2 separate regions of the Homo sapiens genome follow, and region 1 is linked to region 2. The links are chromatin contacts, found by Hi-C or POLR2A ChIA-PET in ENCODE. All regions are on one chromosome and are shown on one strand. The core of a region is the stretch at or near the end of the contact, and the rest is flanking DNA. Distances in the headings are between cores, read along the strand shown. Region 1 overlaps PLCL1 (phospholipase C like 1 (inactive)). Region 2 overlaps PLCL1 (phospholipase C like 1 (inactive)).

Region 1 (4,505 bases), core at 827-3,326, 37 kb before region 2:
ACATGGGCCTATATGTGGCTCTGTTGTTGTCCACCTCACACAGTATTGCAATTACATGTTTCCATGCCTGTTTCCTCTTTCAGTACCTAAATGTAGGAGATGCATGCTATGTATCTCTGTATCTCCAACACCTAGCACATCCTTGACAGAGTAGGTGTTCAATAGTTGCTGATTTACTATAGCATTACTTATACTAAGTAAAAAAAAAAAACTTTTGAAGCAACCTAAAACTCTATCCTTTGGAATCTACCTAAATTAATTACAGTACAACCATCCAGTGGAATATGCATTCATTAAAAATGACATTGATTATTTATTGATTGGAAGGATACCCAGGATATATAGATACACATATATATGCGTGCATATATATATGCATATATGTATATATACACATATATATGCGTGCATATATATATGCATATATGTATATATACACATATATAGCAAATATATATATACATATATACATATATATGTGTATATATGTATATATACATACGTATACATATATACGTACATATGCATATATACGTATATGTGTGTGTGTATATATATATATATATATAGCAAAAAAATAAAAAAGCCAATTGCAGCATAAGTCTATAATGATCCTGGAGAATATACACCAAAATGTTAACGGTGGTTATCTCTGGGTGGTAGGTTTATGAATAACATTTATTCTCTTCTTTATTTCTTAATTTGAATTTTGTATAATAAGCATGTATATCTTTTTTACATTTTAAAGCTTTTCCCATTTTAAATGCTTAGGGAATAAATGCTGTTACAGTAAATGATGGCTTCATTTATTCTCCTTCCAAGGACAGGGATTTCCAAAGGTTGGCAGTGATCCAAAGGTTGGTGTTGCTGCTAAGAGGGAGAAGAAGAAAGTAGGAAATGGGTTGTCCTTAGCAACTGGCTCTCACAACTGTTCCTCCTACTGTCTGGGATTCATACGAATATTTAAATAGCCTTAAATATCTTATCTCATAACACTTTTCTAATAAGAACTGTGGCTTCCAGTGGAAATGATATAGCTCAATTTTGACAATACCAATTAGTTTCAGCATAAAGAAACTATCTGTTGTCAATTTTTTCAGTTGTGAAAATCAGCTTCCAAACTCATTTCACCTTCCCTGTTGGCTCTTCTCTCACCTTTCAAAGTGTTCACTGTCCAAGATGAATTTATTAAATACTGTCTTATTCTATTTAGCATGATACCAAAGCTGCGTATGCAAGCTGATGTCAATGACCTTCTCTTACTATCACCAAATTGGGGCACTGCTTCTGCTATAAGAAAGATGAATGGGGAGGTGGAGGGATATCTCTAGTCTTTTTTCTTATACTATATAAGAAACCTACAAGCAACTTTCATTTCAATTAATATTTTACATGAACTCAAGATAGCTTAAAGAAAAATAAATTAAAATTAAAATCACACCAACCACAGGAAGAACATGTCAATTTATTGGTATTTATTTCCTTAATTTTAACATTTAGCCTAAAACACAAACAAAACTAAGATTTGCAAGAAAAAAAAACTGAAATAAATTTGCTAGCCATGCTAGGATTTTATTATAGTTTGGATCAACTTTGAATGCTTTAAATATATATTATGCTTGAATATCAACAGAAAAAATGTGTGTTGGTGTAGCCTAAAAACTTGAACATATTTGCTTCTTGGGTTCTTCTAAAATGTCCTTACTCTATGAAAACCTGAAGTAAATCGGAGAAAAAAGTTTAAAATGTTTGACAGAATATTAAAACTCAGTGTAAGCAGAAGTATAGGAAGAGCTTTTAAAGCCTGTTTTTTTTTGGTTAAAGCAGCTCAAAATCATATCTCCAAAAGAGCAGAGTTTGAGTACAACTTATTTCCCTCTAGGCTAGAAAACCATGGCTGTTCATTTAACAAGTTTAAGGAGTATAGCTAGTGTCATAAACCCCAAACATGTAGCAGAAATGCAACCTATGCATCCAAATGACATAGGACAGTGAAAGGGGCCCTACACTGGGAGACAGGAGACAGAAAATTTCTTCCCTTTTGTTCTGCAATGGCCACATGACTCACTAGTCACTATGCTTCTCGGAATTTCTCACTTCCTCATCTGTAAAAACAAGCCCGGGGCTAGATGATGTCTAGGTTGTTTCCAGATCAAAAATTTTTAAAGCTCTAATTCTACACATTCACTTTACACATATACAAAACTGAAAACATTCTATTTTTATGATCTAAAAAAACTGCAAATAAAAGAACTGCATTTTAGCAAATTTTTCCACTGACATTTTGAAAAAGGAAATAAGATTTAGCCTTATCATTTTAATATAATTAATTTACTTTTCAATACTAGTATCATATAATCCTTTATTACTCATTAGCATTTAATAATCATATCTTTTATTTCTAATTCCAATATTAGAAAGAAATTTGTCTTCCTTAATTATGGAATCAGCAGGAATCATGAGATATGCTAACAGCAGAAAAACATCTGAAATATAAAAATTAGTTTTGTCTTTCAAAAAATAATTGAAGACAGAAATTTCTATTTCCTGAAGTATTGTATTCCAATATGCAAGATAGTTCAGTAATAAAAACTAATATTCACTTAGTCTTATGTATAGAGCACTTTAACATGCATGATGTCACTAAATCTTTATGACTCTATGAGGAAGTATTGTAATTATCCTCACTCTATAGTTGAGGAAACTGAGGTCTCCTGACATTAAGTGATTGTCCAGGATCATAAAGCTAGAAAGCCCCAGCTCCATGACTCAACCTCTGACCTTTTCTCTCAATTTCTTGCTCTCTCTCCATGCTGTTCTGCCAGTTCATAAGCCCTTAATGTTTCTAATGAAGCCCACTTTCACCTAATTTAATGTAGACGGTTGCTCATAAACACCATAACAATTAACTGGGAACAAATATTTGAAACACATATGGCAGAAAGGGTTAATTACCTATCTTTAACATATGAGGAATCTTTACAAATTAAAAAAAAGAAAAGAAAAAGACCAACAATTCAATGAAGTTAGGTGAGAAATACAACCAGAGAGTTTACACACAAAAAAAATTATTGCTAATAGCTTTGAAACACTTGGGGGGAAAATGCTCAATCTCAATTAAATGACCGCTAGTAAAAATAAGATTTTTTCCTTTTTTTTTTTCAGACAGTGTCTCACTGTCGCCCAGGCTAGAGTCCAGTGGCACAATCACAGCTCACTGCAGCTTCAACCTTCCAGGCTCAAACAATCCCCCTACTTCAGCCTCCCAAGTACCTGGGACCAGAGCCACACACCACCGCACTTAATTTTTGGTAGAGACAGGGTCTCACTATGTTGCCCAGGCTGGTCTCGAACTCCTGAGCTCAAGTGATCCTCAGCCTCCCAAAGTGCTGGAATTACAGGCATGAGCAACTGAGCCAGGCCTTTTCCCTATCTTATTAACAAAACTTTTTAAATTGTTCATGTGCTTGTACATAGAGTATGAAATAATAGACACTGGAGACTCGGAATGGTGGGAGGGAATGAGGCATGAGAAATTACTTAATGGGTACAAAGTATGGGTGATGGCTACACTAAAAGCCCAGATTTCACGATTACCAATATATTCATGTAACATAACTGTGCTTGTACCTCTGAAATTTATACAAATCAACAATATTTTAAAATAAGATCAAAATTTTTCATATACCGAATTGACCATGGTATAGGAAAAAGTTACTCTCATATACCATCAGTGGGGAGTGCATGTGTTAAAAGTTTTTTGAGGGCGATTTTACAATATTTAGCAGAACTAAACACAGCCTTAAACACAGCAATTCCTCTCCTTGGAATTTGTTATTTATTTTATTTATGTGAGCAAAGAAAAAAATGATCATCTTGTAAAAGATGTTCCTAAGAGCATCAGCTATTACAGCAAAATACTGAAGACAACTCAAATGTCTCCCCTCCCTCAGAATTAACTGAATTTGGGGTACTTCATACAATAAAACACTACACTCCAATGTAAAACAGTATGCTTTTTTTAAAAAGCAGAATATATTGTAGTTTACTCCTCATTTGCCTATGAAAAATATACATGGAGATCACACCCAAAGATCTGAGATGGTATATGCTTAATAAAATATGTCTGGAAAGATACGCAAGAAATTCCCCTTTAGAGAATGGAACTAAGGATGCAGGTCTCTAGGGAATTACATTTAAGTTATTTTAAAATGTAATATTGTTTGAAGTGTTTAATTCTTTGCATGGCTATACTCAACTTGGTTGATGTGAGGAGCCAATTAGATAAAATAATGTATGTTAAAGCAGCTTGCAAACTGAAGAGAATAACAGAATATAAAAACCTAAGGCTTCCTGGATATTGCTTTATCACTAGCATTTCGGGAAGACTTTTGATTGATCCAGCACCTACTGCCCCGAGCTAAACCCAGTAAGCATAATTCCTCAAAAGAAAACTTTATGATGGATTGAAGAATTCTCTATCAAAATGCAAATATCCACCCAAG
Region 2 (4,856 bases), core at 890-3,389:
AAATCTCCTAGAGATGAGGCTGAGGCAGAGAGAAGCCTCACTCAGTAAGAAATCAATATATGTTTAGATTTATGTTTGAATTGGCTTGGTATTCCACTTGTTGGGAAAAGGTAGAGTTAATCTTAACCTCATACTATTGCTGGTCACTCCTAAATTCCAGCCCCATTTCAATTCAGAGTACCCTCCTTCTTCAACAAATACTTTTGTGTAACTGTTTTGTGCCAGAAATTGCACTCAGGGCCAAGGATGCAGTGTTGAAGTGACACAGGGCCTGCCCTCACGGAACCTCTGAACTCACAAGCTAATAATGTGCGTAAGAATCACCCAAGGGGAATGTTAAAATTCAGATTCTCAGACCCAGCATGGGTCCCCAAAGCTTCCAAGGATTCTGATGCAGGTGAGGTGGTCTTTAGGAACACACCCTGAGGAACTGGTCCAGATGAAGCCCCCTCCAGATAGATCCTATAAGTGTCTGCTACCACTGAATCTCCAGCACTGACCACATATTAGATATTTCAGTACATATTAAATTAGTCTACAAACAGGAGATGGAAGAATGAAGAGATAATCCCTATTCAGTGTGGCAGGTACAATGATAGAGGTGCCATAAAAGCATAAAATGGGGCAATATAGCTTGGGTAGAAACAGGGACAACTTCCTAGAGAAGGCAGCCCTTGAACAAGTCTTACAGGATGCATAGGAGGGAGTCAGGTAAGAAAGGCCATTACAAACAGAGAGACAGCAAGAGCAGAGGCAGTGAGAAATAGCAAGATTTAGGCAGAAACTACACGTTTTGTTGCTACTGGCTCTAGAGGCAAGAAATGCTGGCACTTTAACTACATTATCTCTAACCCTGATAGCCCTCTTCCAGTTAAGGATGATTATTCCTGTTTCACAAATAAGGAAGGTGAGGCACAGAGAAATTAAAGTTTGTCCTAGGAAATGATATCACAGTTCCTCAAAAAATTAAAGCTAGAATTACCATATGATCGATCCAGCAATCCCACTTCCGGGGAATATACCCAAAAAACTGAAAGCAGGAACTCAAACAGATATTTGCACACCTGTGTTCATATCAGCATTATTCTCAATAGCTAAAAGGTGGAAGCAACACAAGGGTCCATCATTAGACGAATGGATAAACAAAATATGGTACATACCTACAATGGAATATTATTCAGAATTTAAAAGGAAGGAAATTCTGATACCTGCTACCACACGAATGAGCCTTAAAGACATTATGCTAAGTGAAATAAGCTAGTCATAAAAGGACAAATATTGTACGATTCCATTTATATGAGGTACATAAAAGAGTCAAATTCATAAAGACAGAAAGCAGAATAGTGGCCACCAGGGAGTGGAGAAAGGAGAAAATGGGGAGTTTATGTTTCATGGCTATAGAATTTCAATTGGGGAAGATGAAAAAGTTCTGGAGATGGATGGTAATGGTTGCAGAACAATGTGAATGTACTTAATGCTTAAAAATGGCTAAAATAGTTAATTTTATGTTAAATATATTTACCATAATAAAACAAAATTTATACAGATAGACAGACATAGATACATATTATAGATGTATATAGATATCCTAGTGGCTGCTCTGGGATTCAAGTCTAGCTCTGTTTTCTAAAAGGAGTGACTAGTTTCACCCTCAGGCCCAAAATAGGAGAGGTTTAAAGAAGGGACCTTGGCCAAAGCTACCTACAACCCGCCAGCATCTTAGAATTATAACATTAATTAGCAGTGACTGGCATCTATCAACATTTCTATACATATATGAACATTGAAGAAAAATCCATCGGTATAAAAATGTTAAATGACAGAAGCAATATGATATATTAATCCTGAGAGCAATAGTAAAAGATAGTTACACACCTTCATCTCCTCCTTTAATCTACAATAAATGCAAATGAATGAGCATATTAAGTGCTTCCTATCTCTTTTTAATCACTACCATGCCATTCCAAGCATAGAGATTTTTTTACAAGCTGTAGCAAACAGATAACAGTCATGAAGTTGGTAAAACAATGTGTAATCAGATGACAATCTAGAGCCAGGATCAGTACTCTCCAGCTGCCTTGTCAAGAGTTTGGCTGGCCAGGGCAGGCTGCAGCACACAGCAGTGCCATCTCCCCACCATCCTCCCTGCTCCCTCCCCCACCCTACCACATTGCAGCTGTGCAACAGGAGGTGCCAGGAATTGAAAGGCACGTTGCCTTGAATGATATTTTTGCCCTCATTCCACATGCTATTAAGTCCCTCCTACCTCCAACTATCACCACCCGGTACATCAAAAACATGGCCAAAGCTGTCGCTGAATTCATTCACTGCATTTGCTGCAGCTTTAAAATACATAGCAAAATCAAATGCCAACCATCCTTATTCATATATGAGAGGAGAGCTATTTGGAAATTGTTCTACATTGACCTTTTACTACCAACAGCAAATCCAAATGCCCAGCCATGAGCCATCTATCTTGTGGCCTCACATTGGTACAGAAATGCAATCTTAATATATAATCATCAGGGTTTGGGTGAGGTGGAGTCAGGGGAATGGGGCCAGGTGCCAGTACTTCTTCTATTTCATCTTGTTGGGGTCTAAAGGCCCCTTGAACTTTGTCCAAGGCTAGACCTTCTTGTCCTCCTGGTCTCCTCTAACATGCCTATTTCCATACCAGGACCTGCAGGTGAGGGGTAAGAGAAGTGAAATTGCTCCCCCTGGAGCCAATGTCTTTTCTCCCCCACTGTCTCTACTGCTTTTCACTACTTTCCCCAGTTCCTGTCTCTTCTCTTTCTTATCACTTGTACCCAGATTTTAGGTGTCATTGGGAAAGTCTTTCTTCTTATAGCGGCTCAGGCAGCATGCCTTGCCATAAACACCAATAGCTTCATATGCTTCTTCAAATAAAGACCACTGCAGCCAATCAGAGCACTGCTTTTATTCCAGACAGATAGCTAATCAATACTTCTATCACTGTGCAATAGAAAAAACTCTTCAGATTCTAGATTGATTATTACTTGATAAGCTACGTAATTACTAAAATGCATCTGTACTGACTGTTTTGTTGTATTTTTTCTATGTATGTAGAACTGCTCCCAAAGTCTGAAGTTTCCGGAAATCCTATCTTCATGTTTACAAAAACTGCATTTACATAAAACAGATGTCAGGGAGGAAAAAAGTTTTTCCGCTGCTCTCTTAGGTTTATTTCCTGGAGGTATGTGAATTAAACTGACAGAAAATAAAATAGCAAGAGAAAAGAAGGAGTTTATTTACACGTGCAATGCACACACATGTGGGAGTGCCCAGTGATGACTAACTCAAAGGGGTGGTTAGAATATGAGACTTATATACCTAACTTTGTGGGGAAAGGGGAGGAAGCTCCTATGGGAAAAACAGGTAGGCTTCCTTAGGAAAGGCAAATCAATTTTTAGGAGAGCAAACGGTATATAAGAAAGTTTGTGATAATGTTTGTTTATGGAGGTGCAAGTGGTCTTTCTGTCTTCTTCATGGCCATGAAACTCTCCTGGAGAGAGGATTTATGGTAGCCTCATTTCCCACAAGTTGCTGCTTTTAGTCAGATAAGGGAAGCTCCAATATGTGTTCTTGAATCTCAAATGTCTCCAGCTTGAAATAAACTTTATACCAACTCAGGGATTCCCGTAGGTCCCCACTCCAAAGATGAACACCTGAAGTAGGTAGGTGTAGTTGTTGTACAGACAATATAACCTGTCTTCTATAATACTGGAAGGGAAAAAACATATAAGCCATAAAGTAACTCTCCTGATATGTATATGGCCTTCGGGTTTATTCTACTTATGAAACCCACCTTCTTATCAAGTACTGAACCCTCCTAATTTTTCTCATTCCAAATATTACTAAAAATTATAAGCTTGCTCGTTTATTCCTACATGCATTCTCTATTTCACACAAACACACACACACCATATTTATCAAGACAATTCTGACAATCATATATTCTAAACTCCATGCAGGATTCACACTTTCTCAAATAATTGACAAAAACGTGCATTCCTTGAGTTCGTATGTTCCAAAAAGCACTTAGCTCACTGTCTGAACTGGAAATGGCTTAATTACCTTGGGACAAGGGGAAATGGTGGGGTGAGACAGACAGGAAGAGAAAATGAGATCAATTCCTTAAAACAAAACAGTTAGAGCAGGTAGAAACCTTGGAGAAAATCTGATTCAATCCTGTCGCAGTACTAATGAGGAAATTGCTAAACCTTGGAAAGGTTAAATCACCTGCCCAAGGGCATACCACTACCTGGTGACTGAGCCAGGCTTCCTGGCTGCAGTCGTGTGTGTGTGTGTGTGTGTGTGTGTGTGTGTGTGTGTGTGTGTGTGTCTGTGTGTGTCTGTGTGTCTGTGTGTCTGTGTGTTTAACCTCTAAGAGAATCACTGAAAACTTGTGTTAAAAGGAAATTTCAGATACATGCTTCAACAGTCAGTGGTACTTCAAGAGCACCTCAGAGAACCTGAACCAGTCACTCAAATGATAATCTACTCTCACTTTAATAATCTCCCCAGAGAGATTGCCTCTTGCTAGACATTTCTGTATTGATTTAAGGCCAGTTCTACAGATCCTAAAGGAGATGTGCTCAGTTCCTTTTATTGCTCTTTAAAACCTCTTGATTTTCTCAAAGTCTATGAGGAGCTTCTTCCTCTCACTCTCTACCCACCACCACCATTGAATATTTCAAGAAAAAAAACATTTTAAGGTTATTTTTAAATGCCATTCTCCTTTTACATTTCTCCAAATTTCTTGCATTAAGCTGTACTGCTTTTGTAAGCAGGGGAGAAAAGGCAATAAATATTTATTTTTTAATTTCCATTATTCT

What was found. Hi-C counts contacts between places; a loop is a spot of excess contacts on that map. ChIA-PET counts read pairs that join two places held with the same protein, here RNA polymerase II (POLR2A). Pooled maps may share reads with other maps.
Region 1: a loop to region 2 is called in a map of K562, with 5 times the contacts of the local background. The contact joins two enhancer-like sites. A Hi-C loop is called at or near these places in 6 of 168 maps with a recorded cell type or tissue (CD4-positive, alpha-beta T cell, CD4-positive, alpha-beta memory T cell, K562 and 2 more) and 13 of 50 pooled maps. POLR2A ChIA-PET finds 5 or more read pairs at or near these places in 9 of 52 experiments (CD4-positive, alpha-beta T cell, CD4-positive, alpha-beta memory T cell, GM12878 and 4 more).

Annotation. Positions count from the first base shown.
Region 1 is chr2:197,886,747-197,891,251 of GRCh38, reverse strand. All of the region lies in intron 1 of PLCL1 (phospholipase C like 1 (inactive)), which reads right to left. Among named protein-coding and RNA genes, the nearest start is that of PLCL1, 84 kb to the right of the region's middle. RefSeq lists enhancers at 1,846-1,895, 2,156-2,245. Within about 2 kb of position 2,076, at least 2 of the 41 ENCODE cell types and tissues checked have a DNase peak (open chromatin) inside an H3K27ac peak, as active enhancers do.
Region 2 is chr2:197,849,539-197,854,394 of GRCh38, reverse strand. The region is part of intron 1 of PLCL1 (phospholipase C like 1 (inactive)); the gene reads right to left. Among named protein-coding and RNA genes, the nearest start is that of PLCL1, 47 kb to the right of the region's middle. Within about 2 kb of position 2,139, at least 2 of the 41 ENCODE cell types and tissues checked have a DNase peak (open chromatin) inside an H3K27ac peak, as active enhancers do.